Linked DNA regions of Homo sapiens: regions 1, 2 and 4 are each linked to region 3. The links are chromatin contacts, found by Hi-C or POLR2A ChIA-PET in ENCODE. All regions are on one chromosome and are shown on one strand. Each heading gives the region's core, a stretch centred on a gene start or an enhancer-like site at or near the end of the contact. The rest is flanking DNA. Distances are from core to core; before and after follow the strand shown. Region 1 holds the start of STK40 (serine/threonine kinase 40). Region 2 holds the start of C1orf122 (chromosome 1 open reading frame 122). Region 3 holds the start of LAPTM5 (lysosomal protein transmembrane 5). Region 4 holds the start of ZC3H12A (zinc finger CCCH-type containing 12A).

Region 1 (3,642 bases), core at 1-2,500, 5.6 Mb before region 3:
ACATTAATTTCCTTCTCTGAGCACTGGCTTCCTCAGCTGTAAACAGCCTCCTACCTAATACTGTCTCAAGTGCTCCATGCAGAGTGTGGCACAACGGTGGGAGCTGTCCTGATTACTCTTGTTAGTCAGCCCTATCAGCAGCTCAGTGGGCACCAGGCATTCAGAGACAAAGGACACAGGTAGAGGCAGCCAGACTTCACTCATATCAGCTCTTGTGTCCTGGCACTGCCTATGTGGAGATGACAAATGCACATACACACAAGTGGCCACACACCCTAGGAAAACCCAGCAGTGCACACAAGCTTAGACACGTGTGCCCACACATGGATATAGAGTGACCCAGGGGACAGCTGGAAAGACAGCCAAGAGTTAGACATCATAAGCAGCAAACACCCTGACTCACACCTCTGGGACAAGGGAGTGGGGCTACGGCCGCTGGTGCTGCTGCCACTGAGCCCTTCTAGCTGCTTCTGCATGCCAAGGGAGGGAAGCCAGGCTCTTAGAGGGCCCCAGTGAGTCACTTGCCTGATGCAATCCCTTTAAAGGGCTCATCTGCTGGTGCAAGAAGCTGATTCATGGAGGGCGTGGTTGCTGGAGGAGGAGGAGAAAGGGACCGAAACTGCAGCAGGAGGAACTGAGGTTAGATAGCTGTAGTCGCTAATAGGAACGCTTCACTGTAAACCTCCCTGGTCAAGGCTTCAGGGATCTCCAGGTTGAAGGTTGCCATCCTCGGGGTTTCTACAAAGGCGACAGACCTAGAGGGAAATGAATTATGAGCGCTGCGACAGGAATTTCTGTCTTTTATTGAGCCTAACTGCAGGGCTTTCCTCACAGAGTTCCACAAACCGGGAAATGAGGATCAAGGATGAGTCACTTTTCTGATAAATACACTACAATTGGCCGATCTTCCAACCGCTGGGGACTTCAACCTCGGCAGGGGGAGTGTAGGGCCCGCGAGGTTCTGTGGGGTCGGGCGGGGCGGTGCCTCCGTCCCAGCCTCGCCGCAGATATAGATCAGCAGTAAGTACCGCCCCATTAGAGCCTCGGCCTCCAATCGTGTAACAGGTTTCGCCCAGACCCCACCCTGAACCAATCCTCAATCGGACTCTGGCCTCTTGCCTGAAGTCTTCCGCCCATCGTCAAGATGGCGCCCCAATCCGAAAGCCGTGGGGCTGGAGACGCAGGCGGAGGGCGGGGCCCGGGGGGGCGGGGCCGCGGCTAAGGCTGGGGAGGAGGGGGGCGGTGCGTCACTTCCGTTGTCAGGTGGCGGCGCCGCAGCCATGGAGGGAGGCGGCGGCGGCGGCGGCGGCGGCTCGGGTGGCTGCGCTGGGAGGCGGCGGTGAGAGGCTCGCACGCCTCCAGCCCGGCCCCGGCCCCCCGGGAGGGAGAGCCGAGCAGCCCCGGCTCTGGGCTACGGACTATGGGCGAATAGCTCTGACCACCCGGCGAAGGTGAGGGCAGGGGTCCAGGAGCGGGGAGCCGGGTGGGGGTTGCGGGTAGGCGGGGCGGGCCCCGGCGGCCGCGGCGGTGGAATCGGAGTGACAGCCTGAAGCCATCTGAGTGCAGCAGAAATGGCCCCGGCGAATGCCCCCTCCTCCGCTGGGGCTCTGCCCTTCCCCGGCGGCAGGGGCGAGGGCTGCCTCGCGCCGGGTACCGGGAGGCCGCGGGAGCTTCAGTCCCCGCCGCAGCTCTGGGAAGTGGGCACTGCCAGCTTTGCCTAGAGTCACCCAGCCAGTGAGTGAAGCAACCGGCGTGTGAATCCAGCCAGATCTTTCCAAAAAGACACCTTCTGCCTCTCCGTGTTTCCCTCCTAATCCCGAGGGTGACTTGATAGTTAGAACGAGTCCCCAGGGAGGGCCAGCCAGGGCTTCCTCCAAGAGCCCTCACTCTGGCACGGGCGCTACCGCTGCTGGGGAATTTTCATATCCCGGGCGGCGTTCAGGTACGAGTCACAGCTACCTGCTTGCCAAGGCCACGTTTGGCCGGCCTTTTCCAAGGAGAGCTTGCTGTGGTCAGTGTTTCACCTGCCGAGCCGGTCAGGCCCGCCCATTCCCACGCCACTTGGCCCCGCCTTCCAGCCAGTTAGGTAGGGACATTCGGATTCCTGATGCCGAGTTTTCTGCCCACCCCAATCCCCAGGTTTGAAGCCCTTTTGTTAGCGGAAGGAAGAGATGACAGCCGCCCTCTGTGTGGCAGGATAGACTTTGCTCTGTTTTAAGTCACTGGAGGAAACCGGTTGGCTTTGCTTTGGTTTTGAGAACCAGTGGGGAAGAGGGTAGGCATACTGGGCTGGGCGCCTTTCCCTCTTTGAGTAGTTTTGCGTGAGATAAGGAAGAGCAGAATGTGTAATTGTAGGGCCAAAATAATCTTGTTTGTAAACAGTGCCTGTGAGCTCCTTTAGTGCTTCCTAATGGCCGTGCTGTGCAAGTTGTTGGTTGGGTTAATCTAGACAGTCCTCATTCATTCATTCATTCATTTCTCACATGACCACAACAAGAGTCCTTGCCTAGAGGCAAGTGCTAGACAGCATAGTGGTTAAGAGTAGGCTTTGGAGCCAGACTTCCTGAGTTCAAATTCTGGCTCAGCAACTTTCCAGCTGTGTGTACCTGGGCACATTGCTTAGTCTCCCTGTGCCTCAGTGTCTTCGTCTATAAAACAAGGATGATAACAGAGAGAGATATTATGAAGAGTAAAAAGTTAACATGTAAAACATACAACCATGTTTGCCACGTAATAAGAATTCAATAAATGTTATCTATTTTTATTTCAAGGAGCATACAGTCTAATTAAGGGAAATTGACCTGTAAACAAATGGTTGAAATGTGGTCTAAAGAAGCTAGTAGTGGCTGGGCGCCGTGGCTCATGCCTGTAATCCCAACACTTTGGGAAGCCGAGGCGGGCGGATCACCTGAGGTCAGGAGTTCGAGACCAGCCTGGCTAACATGGTGAAACCCCATCTCTACTGAAAATAGAAAAATTAGCTGGGCATGGTGGCACAGGCCTGTAATCCCAGCTACTCGGGAGGCTGAGGCAGGAGAATTGCTTGAACCTATGAGGCAGAGGTTGCAGTGAGCCGAGATCAAGCCAGTGCACTCCAGCCTGAGTAACAGAGTGAGACTCTGTCTCAAAAAAAAAAAAAAAAGAAGAAGAAGAAGCTAATAGCAGCAGCAAGAGAGTACTGTGGGAGCCCAGTGGAGAAAGGGAGAAAGCTGTGAGCTCAGCCTTGGGGGTGGGGTGGGGACGGGAGTGTGCCATGAAAAGGCTTGGCAGAAGTGATGCTGGAGCTGAGTCTAAAAGGAGAGGAGGGGAGGCTTAGCCAGGTGAGAATGAATACTTTGAGAGCGAGATAGACAAATAAACTCATAGTTTATTCCAGAAATCTCAGATTGTTCAATCTAGTGGTATGGAAGTTGATATGGTGCAAGTGAAGCAGTATAGGTTCATGAAAGAATGCCATATTAGCAATTTGAGATATCATGCCCAGGGCAGCCGGGAGCAAGTGAAAAGGTCTGAAGCAGAGGAATGACATGATTGGTTACATATTTTAGAAAGATTTCACTGGAGTCCCAGTAGAGGAGGGAAGGAGGAGGACAGGAGCGACTGAAGGGCTGGAGAACTCTTCGGAGACAAACCTAGGCTTCT
Region 2 (3,195 bases), core at 443-2,942, 7.1 Mb before region 3:
GGACAGAAAGGAAACGTCGGTCACCAGGAGAGTCTGCAGGTTTCCTTTTAATCAAGGCTCTACTGAAGGTGTTTTGTGGGGCTAAAAGCCCCCAAAACATGAAATGGACATGTAACACCACCTGGATCCCCCATAGCAGGCCAGACCACTCTGGCGAGCACTGCTGGTCTGCCCAAATCTGGGTAATCAGACTGGGTATTCATTGGCTGCATTTCAAAGCACAGCACTGCTTTCAGCCAGGATGAAGTGGGAGTGAACCCAGCTGCTAGCAGAGCTGCCACTCCAGGCTGAGAGCCAAGTACCAGCCACTGCCAGTGAAGACTGGCCCCTTTACTGAAGGGAGTTGTTCAGAGTCCAGCCACCGGCCCTGGGGAGGGAGAGAAGTCAGGGTATTCTGCTCGGGGATGGTCAGGGCTCCGCAGCTCCATCGCCAGCATCCTTTGGAAAGCCGCCTCTGGCGGAGACAGCCGGCTGGGGGGGCGCTCCAGGTTTGGCTGAGACGTTCTAGTTGGAACAGAAAGGAAAAAAGTGAGGCTGGGAGGCAAGGCCTTGGATTAGGCCCCACAAGGATGTGGCCATTTGGCATTTGGATAGTATTAACTTTTTCGAAACCTCTCACCAGATCAAAGGAGGTTAGGGATAAAGCGGCGGAGACATACTTCCCCCCTCCAGGGTAAGCTAGGGCTTGGCCAGCCTAGCCAGTGGGCAGACCCCACCCCACCCCAGCCCAGCCCAGGGTGGGCACTAACCCCGCCACCAGCCGGCTCCGGGCGCCGGCGGCCCAGCTGCCGTAACATCTCCTCGCAGGCTGCGATGGTGTCCAGGAGCTGCCGCTGCCGCTGCTCCACCGCGTCCAGCAGCTGCTGGGCGCGCTCCTCCCGGGGCGGCTGTGGGGGTGGCCTCCCGCCGAGCCCCAGCCCCGCCTTCCCGCGGTCCACGCCGGCAGCCTCCCTGCCCGGGAGAGAGCGAGAGACAGACGGTCAGGGCCGGCGCTTGCGCGGGGCCAAGCCCCTTCCTCCCGCCCCGACGGGCCCCCTCTCACCCCCGTGACCAGTCTGAGCCCGGGCCCCATTCCATCTCCGCTTGCGCGGCCCGACCACCGCCCCCCTTTCGGCCGCCCCCCTCCCCAGCGCTGCGTTAGGGCTTCGCAAGGCTGCGCCCCGCCCCGTCCCCACCGGTCTCCTTCAATCCTCCTGGGGGTCGTGGTCCCTTTAAGCTGCCCGGCGCAGAGGCGGGGCCGAGTCTCCTGGACCGGAAGCTGGCTGGGAGCGTCACTTCCTCCCGGAAGCGGGCCTGGGCGGATGTCTCCGGCGCGTCGGTGCAGGGGGATGAGGGCCGCGGTGGCTGCCAGCGTGGGGTTGAGCGAGGGGCCTGCTGGCTCCCGGAGCGGTCGCCTCTTCCGCCCGCCGAGTCCCGCTCCGGCGGCCCCCGGCGCCCGGCTGTTGCGGCTCCCGGGGAGCGGGGCCGTGCAGGCCGCGAGCCCGGAGCGCGCCGGCTGGACCGAGGCGCTGCGGGCCGCCGTGGCCGAGCTGCGCGCCGGCGCCGTGGTGGCCGTCCCCACCGATACGCTGTACGGCCTGGCCTGCGCGGCGAGCTGCTCGGCGGCTCTGCGCGCTGTGTACCGCCTCAAGGGTCGCAGCGAGGCCAAGCCTCTGGCCGTATGCCTCGGCCGCGTGGCCGACGTCTACAGGTAAGGCCGCCCCGACCCGGCCCCGCTAGGGGCGGCACCGCGGGAGGGGTTTCCGGTGACAGGCTTGGGAGACTGAGGCGCAGAGAGCGGGAGGGGCTTGTCCAGGCTCACCAAGGAATCCGGAACTGGAAATATGTACCGAGGACTTAACGTGCCCCGGGCCCTGAACTACATGCTGCTGGGAAGCAGCAACACACGAGAAAGGCAGGGACCCTGTTCCCTTGGCGTATTTGTGCTAATTGGGGAGGCCCCCGGGAAAAAAGCAAACAAACACAGTAGCTTAATTTAATAGCGAATGCCTTGAAGAAAATAAAACGTGGAGCTTGATCCCACTATCATGATATCACAGCGGTGCAGCTGTTGTAGTCCCTGAGACCAGAGGCACATGGGCGTCAAGCCAGGGGTGCGCCTCTGGAGCCCTGCTTTCTGCTCAAGCTCTTAGGGAGGTGAAGCAGGGAGACAGGCGGCTCCCATTGTAAACTCGAAGGATTCCTTTTCTACGTCTGCCTAGAGTCTAGGAAAGGACCACCAGTGGCCCTTCAATTTTGAATGGATTTATTCTTCTGTGTTTCCCAGATACTGCCGTGTGAGAGTACCTGAGGGGCTCCTGAAAGACCTACTGCCAGGACCAGTGACCCTGGTGATGGAACGCTCGGAGGAGCTCAACAAGGACCTAAACCCTTTTACGCCTGTGAGTCAAGTTTTCTCTTGTGTCCCCAGACTCCAGGCCACTTGGCTTTCACTAGGATCCAGATAAGACTTACCCTCTTATCCCTTCCAACCTTTCTCATGATCCCTTTCCCCTTGCCTTACAGCTTGTAGGCATTCGGATTCCTGATCATGCTTTTATGCAAGACTTGGCTCAGATGTTTGAGGGTCCGCTTGCTCTCACTAGTGCCAACCTCAGCTCCCAGGCCAGTTCTCTGAATGTCGAGGTGAGTTTACCCAGTCCTTCCCCTGGAAATGTCACCAGCGCACATACTGTTTTCTGTGAATCAGTGGCATTGATAGTACACTGGGATGGCCAGGCATGAGAGTTCTTGGGCCAACAGTGGGAAGGTTGCCCAGCTGGCAGGGAGGTGGTGGGGGGCAATATAAATTAAAAAAATTTGAAAGATTTTATCTCAAAGTCTGAAAAGCCAGGGGGAGAATTGGTCTTTTCTTCAGTCTTTATAATAATAGGAAAGATTATAAGAACAATGTCTTCCTGTTTTTCTGGAGATAACAGTTTCTGGAGAACACAGTTAGGCTATAAATCTTCACGACAGTGCTGTAAAGAAAGATGAAGAAGGCCAAGGGCAGTGGCTCATGCCTGTGACCCCAGCACTTTGGGAGGCCCAAGCAGGTGGATCATGTGAGGTCAGGAGTTTGAGACCAGCCTGGCTAACATGGCAAAACTCCATCTCTAATAAAAAATACAAAGATTAGCCAGACATGGTGGCGCATGCCTGTAATCCCAGCTACTTGGGAGGCTGAGGCAGGAGAATCACTTGAACCTGGGAGGC
Region 3 (3,281 bases), core at 262-2,761:
AGATCCCAGGCCATGGGCCTGTGGAGCCAAAGTTCTTAACCACTGCACTGTGTCACCTTTCTATGATGTCAGGCCTCAGCAAGGCTTATGAAGGAACAGGAACAGCCTTGAAAATGAAGTTGGGAAGGGATAGGCCAGGCCTCCCAGGAGCCCAAAGCTTGCAGAGTCCCCTTGGTCTCATTGGCACATGGAGAATGGATTGATCAAGTCCACCAATCAAGTTTTGTGGGTCTAACAGAGCAACTCCTGCCAAGTGGGAGGAGCTTAGGGACTTTCTATAACCTCTCCTGGGGCAGAAATGATGGGCTGCAGCAGTGTCCAATCCTAACTCCATGATCTCCTGGGAGGGCAGGGCTTCATGGCAGTTCCTGTCTGCTCTGCACTAGAAGCTTGGCATTGCAAAGGGGCTCAGCTGTGGAATGAAGCAGGGCTTCTTCCAGAAATGTTGCATGTACTTCCTATTCCCTTTCTTTATTGCAATATGGATAATTTATCATCTGAGGAGGGAGTAGAGATTCCAGGGTAGCTTGCCTAAGAGTTGTGGCTTATTAATTCCAACTTTTTGCAAGATCAAGGGGGAAAAGCAATCCCTGATTTTGTGTGAGTATGGGGATTGGGTCTTGAGGCCCTGAAAGTGAGGTTCGGGTCTCACAGATTGCTGTGAAGAGTTATTGACCCACCTAGAAGAGAAGCCTAGCCCAGGGCCTGGCGCACAGTTGATGGGTTTGCTTCCTGGTTATTCTTCCGTCCTTGTCTGGAGCCCTGCACGCCTCTTCGTAGCTTAGGAAGAACAAGCTTCTCCCTGCGGCTCAGGGTGAGGAAGTGGGAGAGAACACCAGCTCCAGGGAGGCTTCTAGCACCAGTCAGCCTCAGTTAAAATCCTTGCACCTTCATTGACTAGCTGTGTGACCTTGCACGAATCATTCCCCCTCTCTGTGCCTCAGTTTCTTCATCTGTAAAATGGGGATCATAATAGTACCTCTCTCAAAGGATTGAGGTGAGGATGAAAGGAGTGAATCCAGGAGCATGCCTGGAAGAGGCAGGAAATGCCTCCTAGACAATAGCTATTTTTGCAGCCAGACAGATCTGGGTTTGAATTCTGCCACCAGTGCTAACTACTGTGTGATTTGGGGCAAGTGCCTTGACCTCTCTGGACAGCTGTTTCCTCATCTGGAAATGGGCTTGGTAACAGTCCTGGCTTCCAAAGTTGGTAGTGTTCTTCTAGTAAGCAAGCTGTGTGAAACGGTGGAACCCTGGCCCTGGTGCAGAGAAGGGCATGATGACCGTGTTAGGGTCTGTCCTCTCTGGAACCCCCTCCTGGGAATGGCAGAGGGCAGTGGGGTGCTCTGAGGCAGGCTGCTGCCCTGTCCCCACTCCCCCTCCCCAGCTGCCCCGCCCCAGCTGTGACGACCTTGTCCCTGCCTGTCTAAGGGGCAGGAAGGAAGTGAGGAGGGCAGCCAGCAGCTTCCCCTTCTCTGCCCTGCTCCAGGCACCAGGCTCTTTCCCCTTCAGTGTCTCAGAGGAGGGGACGGCAGCACCATGGACCCCCGCTTGTCCACTGTCCGCCAGACCTGCTGCTGCTTCAATGTCCGCATCGCAACCACCGCCCTGGCCATCTACCATGTGGTGAGTGTGCGGGCCCCGGGTGTGTGTGCGTGCGTGCTTGTGTGAGTGTGAATGTCTGCGGTGACCCGTCATCTACGGAGCCCCACAAATGAAAGAACTCCTGCTCTCCACCTCTCTGGGGGACCCTGGGCAAATCCCTGTCCTGCTCTGGGCCTCAGTTTCCTTCTCTGTCAAATGGCTGGGGGTACCCTGGGGAGATGCCGCAAGAGTGAGGAGTAAGGGAGCTGGAATCCACTTTCCAGGCAAATGTAACTGACGTTCACTCCGAGGCTGGCTCCGTTTCTGCCTCTGTGAGATGGGGCACAGCAGCAGCCGGAAGGTTATTTGTGTGCAAAGCCAACAGCAGATGTGAAAGTGCTTTGGAAGGCAGGGATCTTGGGAGGAACGTGGGCTGGGATTGTTTGACCGGGATGTGAGGTCGGCCGCAGACACAGCCCCGATTCTTCCCCTGGGGCCTGGAGGGAGCCTGGGCCACTCGAGGGGATGAGAAGTGGGGATCTCCCCTTTGTGCCTCCAGTGGGGAGGCAGGGGCCGTGTCCTCTCAGCTTCCAGCTCAGTCAAACCACGGCCTTCTGCCCACCAAAGAGAACTTGAGACCTGTGCTAATCATTAGGGTAACTTGTCCGGCCCAAGCTCTTGTTGGGCAACTTGTGAAGTCACGGCTGTCACTGGTTCCTCCTTTCCTGGTGACTCACAGTGTGGTCTTGGGCAAGTCACAGTGCCCGGGGGCCAAGGCTGCCCCTCTGCCTGGGGTGGCTGAGGGTCAGTGTCCTTGTACTGTCCTGCCTAGACCCACCCTACTCCCAAACTCCTGGCCACACTCATCTCCCCTAGACCCAAGCGACTTCCTCCTGGGGTGACTCAGGGCCTGTGGTTAACAGTTTTCTCATGAGTCTGGAAGGGCTTCCTCAAAATTAGCCTAGATCCACATGCTGCGGTGGGTTGCTGCAAACTCAGACCTGCCTGCGTCTGCTTCCTGTCACAGGCAGGGCAGGCAGAGCTGTGGCAAGAGCCCAGCCTTCAGGGGGGCGATGCTGTTCAGTGGTTAGCCCACGGCCTCTGGATGCAGACTCCTGCATGCAAATCCTGGCTTCCCTGCTTCCCAGCTCTGCAGCCTTGGGCAATTTACTTAACCTCTCTGAGCCTCAGTTTTCTCATTTAAAAAAATGGGGATGTGAATTATCATACCCATCTGATAGGGTTTGTTGTGAGGCTCAGGGAGTTGATACATACAAAGCATGCAGAACCACGCCTGACGCACAGGTGAGTGCTTTATTATTCGTTGTGCATCAGACATGGCACCTGCTGTCAGCATCCTTGGAGTCAAGTTGTCAGATTCAAGGACTCTAGTTTTGGGAGGAGGAACTCAGAGGTTGTCCTTCCGAGCTCCTGCCAATGCAAGAGCTGAGAGAAGCAAATCACTCTTTGAGTGTCCCTGTACCCTGTATTTTAGGCCTTCAAGCTCTGAGACTATGCACATTCTTAGAAGGACAGTGTGGCATGCAGGGGCGCCTCACAGGTAGCAAGTCCCTGGGTCCTCACCCCAGCCCTGCCACTAACTGGCTGTATGGGCTCAGACAAGCCTCTCTCTGGGCCTCAGTTTCCCTTTTATAAAGTCAGGGGTAAGGTGATGTTGACTGGCTCAGAGGTCTCCA
Region 4 (3,203 bases), core at 285-2,784, 6.7 Mb before region 3:
CCAGTAGCGCGACCCTAGCCTCATAAAAGGCTTTCCCTCCCTCTAGACCAGTCCCTAAGAAGGAAGTCACTTCTTCCAGCCCACCAGAGCTGCAGAGACAGTCATCCTTCCATGTGTCCTGGCCACAGGAGAGATGCGAACCTCATGTGTCCTGGCCACAGAAGTGACACTTACCTCATGGCCACGTTGCTCCCATCGATGACCACTGGTCTCAGGTCGCTGCCCTCCTTTTCCTCTTCTGGGAGTGGAGGCTCCAGGTTGGGAGCCTTAGGGGTGCCACCACCCCGCGGGACTAGAGGGAGCTGAGGGCAGGGGTCCGGTGAGGTCTGGCGCTCCCGCTCGGTGGCTGTCCCGTGTTTCACCAGCTCACCCAGCACCGTGTTGGTGTCTGCCTGGACGCCCAGCTTCTGCAGGACGCTGTGGATCTCCGTGGATGAATAGCCCAGCTTCCGGAAGAAGTCCACCTTCATCTGCAGTTCCAGGGCCGAGGCCTCCTCAGCGGCCAGCTCTTGACCCGGCCTTGGGGTGCCCTGACGGCTGTGGCTGTCCTCAAATTCCCACAGACTCATGGTGGGGCTGGCTTCCAGGACAGGCTTCTCTCCACAGGGGCCACTCATAGCTCAGACTCCTGGAAGGCCCCGCGCCACAGCTCCTACTGAACAACCAACAGGGTTAGGGACGGTGAATAGCGCTCTCTCCTAACCTCCCTCCCAAAACCACATCCAGCAGGATGAGGGATTGGTGGCACTACACACTGCATCGTGTTATTAGTTCAGGTTGTCCTCTCAAAAGCTCTCCCAGCTAGGCATTCCCATTCCCATTCTATAAAGGGAGAAACTGAGGCACAGACATTAAAAACGTGCTCAAGGTCATCCAGCTGTTAGCTGGTGGCTCGAAGATCGGAACTTAGTCTGAACTAAGACTGGAACTACCCCAGCTGTAAAGCCTCGAACCCCCACGCCAACCCAGGGGACCCAGAAGGCAGGGACGGGGCTCTCAGATGGAATCCTGGGGCTGGAAGTGCGTTGCGGGGCCCAAGGCTTCCCCACTGAGGCCACCACTTTCGCCCACCCGTCCGGCACTCAGAGCTCAGGCCCAGGCAGCGCAAGGCCCATGGCCGGACTCCCGGAGCCGGGGAGGGCAAGTTTCTGGGGTGACCCGTGGGGAGAAAAGTTGCTGGAAAACTTTGGTTGGCTGCCGGGAGCTGGTGACGCCGAGGCTGTCCCGGCCCGAGACCCGCGCTTGCTCGGCCCGCGATCCCGATCAGGAACCTGGTGCTCTTCCCCGGCTCTCCCAACTTGGGCAAAGTTGGAGGGGTCCTGAGGCCCGGCGGGCCGGGGAACAGGACCCCGACCCTTCCGTCCCCTCCCCTCTCCACCCCTCCCGTCCCCTCCCGTCCCCTCCCCTCGGCTCGGCTCGGACCCCGCCGGAGCGCTCCCTGCCGCTTCCCCGCCGAGGCCCGCACCCTCCCCGCCGCGCCTCACCCCGCCATGCGCCAGCGGCGGCCGGCGGCGTCTCCATGGGGCCGAGTCCTGGGGGTAAGGACGGCGGCGCCTTTATATGGGGCGGCGCGCGGGCAGGTGGTGGTGAGGCACTGACGCGGAAGCGGGCAAGGGGCGGGGCCGTCCCGGGAGACCGCCCCGGGGGCGGGGCTGCCTCGCCCCTTCCTGCTCCGCTCCTCGCGTCGCGGCCCCGCCCCCGCGGCCGCTGCGCGCCGGACGGGGCCCAAGCGGGGGTCGGAGCCTCAAGGCTGCGGCGGCGACGAGCTCCGAGCGGGACACTGAACGGCCCGTATGCGCAAGATAAGCACGGACTGAATCAGGTACACGCACCTGCCGGGGACGCACTGACCGAGGTGCGGACGGCGGTACCAGGACAGGTAAAGCCGCGAACACTCGGACCTAAGAACTTGACAGGTACACCCTGCCTGATGAAGCTACGTACGGCCAGGTGCGCATCGAGTGAATCAGGTACGCGGAGGTTGGTCCACGCACCTTGGAGGCAGGTCCATGGTTATAGACAGGTACATCCAGACAGGCACTTTTCAGATGGAGTCAGGCCCCCTCAAGACACACTGTGCTTAAAGCCGTCACACAGAGGTTGGCCACCCCCGGGGCCAGGTACACTTTTCCTGAAATCTGTACTTTACTAGGACCAAAAGGCAGGTTCAGTCAGCAGATGCACAATGACCGAGGCAGAAAACCAGGCAAAAGAGGGCCATTTACCCCAATCACCACATGAATACTGTCCACACAAGAATACTGTCACCCATACCGCAGAACTCACTGAGCGCCCCCACTGGAGGAGCACCCTTGCTCCATGAAGATGCTTTTAGTTTCCCAGGTCAGACCTGATCCCTCGCATGAGCACAGCACTTTACAGGCTTACACTCACGGGCTTACAGACAGAGGTCATTATGCTGATGTTACCCTTGAGAAATTCTGCAAAGGCTAAACTGCCCCAGCTGGAAAGACTCGAACCAGGATGGAGAGCTCCTATTCTAGTGCTCCTATTATTTGCCATTTTTGTGAACCACGAGTGACTGAGGGCAGAGGGGAGCCTGGCTTCCTATGTGTGTGTGTGTGTGTGCGTGCGTGTGTGTGAGTGAGAGAGAGAGAGAGAAAACACAGAGCCCACACGCTGGAGGACAGAGCCACATGCCACCAGTGCTTACTATGTGCCAGTCCTTTGTTACATTCTCTCTACCTCATCATAGGCATGTATCCTATAAGTGCTAGTGTTATAATAAATACTTGTTTATTGTAAAAGACACCATAGACACAACTGTACATGTACAGCTTAAAGAATAATAGTAATAATAAAAAAGCCATGTATCCATCACCTAACTTAAAAAATAGACCAGTGCCAGTACCTTGAGGCCCTCTGGGTGCCCCCATCACAGCCTCCTGCCCACATCCTGAAGAACTAGTTTCCTGAACTTTAATTGTGCTAGTCATTCTCTTGCTTTTTCTTGTAGTTTTACCACCTCTGTATGCATCCCTAAGTGGGATATTGTATAGTTTTGCTATTTTTTACTTTGTGTAAACGGAGTCATTCCATAATTATGTGACTTCCTTTTTCATACAGCATTATATTTTTAAAAATCCATTTTGATTGCCTGCATACCTGTAATTTATTTTACTACTGAATAGTGTCCCATTTTATGAATATACCACTGGTTACTTATTCAGTCACCTGCTGTT

What was found. A loop is a pair of places that touch in the nucleus more often than their neighbours do. ChIA-PET counts read pairs that join two places held with the same protein, here RNA polymerase II (POLR2A). Pooled maps may share reads with other maps.
Region 1: a loop to region 3 is called in a pooled map, with 16 times the contacts of the local background. The contact joins the promoter of STK40 here to the promoter of LAPTM5 in region 3. A Hi-C loop is called at or near these places in 1 of 37 single-sample maps with no recorded cell type and 5 of 50 pooled maps. POLR2A ChIA-PET finds 5 or more read pairs at or near these places in 1 of 52 experiments (H1).
Region 2: a pooled map shows a loop between it and region 3 (2.0-fold over the local background). The contact joins the promoter of C1orf122 here to the promoter of LAPTM5 in region 3. A Hi-C loop is called at or near these places in 1 of 50 pooled maps. POLR2A ChIA-PET finds 5 or more read pairs at or near these places in 2 of 52 experiments (CD8-positive, alpha-beta memory T cell and activated T-cell).
Region 4: a loop to region 3 is called in a map of CD8-positive, alpha-beta T cell, with 7 times the contacts of the local background. The contact joins the promoter of ZC3H12A here to the promoter of LAPTM5 in region 3. A Hi-C loop is called at or near these places in 2 of 168 maps with a recorded cell type or tissue (CD8-positive, alpha-beta T cell and naive thymus-derived CD4-positive, alpha-beta T cell) and 7 of 50 pooled maps.

Annotation. Positions count from the first base shown.
Region 1 is chr1:36,383,532-36,387,173 of GRCh38, reverse strand. It overlaps STK40 (serine/threonine kinase 40), which reads left to right and starts at 1,250. Exons shown (of 11, transcript NM_001282547.2): 1 at 1,250-1,451. It overlaps LOC124904012 (a long non-coding RNA gene), which reads right to left and starts at 983. Exons shown (of 2, transcript XR_007065779.1): 1 at 847-983; 2 at 1-755. RefSeq lists enhancers at 403-772, 803-912, 1-936 and silencers at 1,143-1,522, 1,673-1,742, 2,043-2,092.
Region 2 is chr1:37,806,287-37,809,481 of GRCh38, reverse strand. C1orf122 (chromosome 1 open reading frame 122) reads right to left here and starts at 1,692. Exons shown (of 3, transcript NM_198446.3): 1 at 1,043-1,692; 2 at 750-951; 3 at 28-504. The coding sequence starts at 1,077. The coding sequence ends at 409. YRDC (yrdC N6-threonylcarbamoyltransferase domain containing) reads left to right here and starts at 1,274. Exons shown (of 5, transcript NM_024640.4): 1 at 1,274-1,690; 2 at 2,267-2,381; 3 at 2,506-2,625. The coding sequence starts at 1,302. RefSeq lists silencers at 635-1,184, 1,365-1,624.
Region 3 is chr1:30,756,004-30,759,284 of GRCh38, reverse strand. It overlaps LAPTM5 (lysosomal protein transmembrane 5), which reads left to right and starts at 1,511. Exons shown (of 8, transcript NM_006762.3): 1 at 1,511-1,626. The coding sequence starts at 1,540. RefSeq lists enhancers at 362-431, 1,500-1,779, 1,908-2,704.
Region 4 is chr1:37,472,911-37,476,113 of GRCh38, reverse strand. ZC3H12A (zinc finger CCCH-type containing 12A) reads right to left here and starts at 1,534. Exons shown (of 6, transcript NM_025079.3): 1 at 1,485-1,534; 2 at 175-655. The coding sequence starts at 617. LITATS1 (lncRNA induced by TGF-beta and antagonizes TGF-beta signaling 1) reads left to right here and starts at 1,671. Exons shown (of 3, transcript NR_038842.1): 1 at 1,671-1,970. RefSeq lists an enhancer at 590-689 and silencers at 1,340-1,799, 2,260-2,359.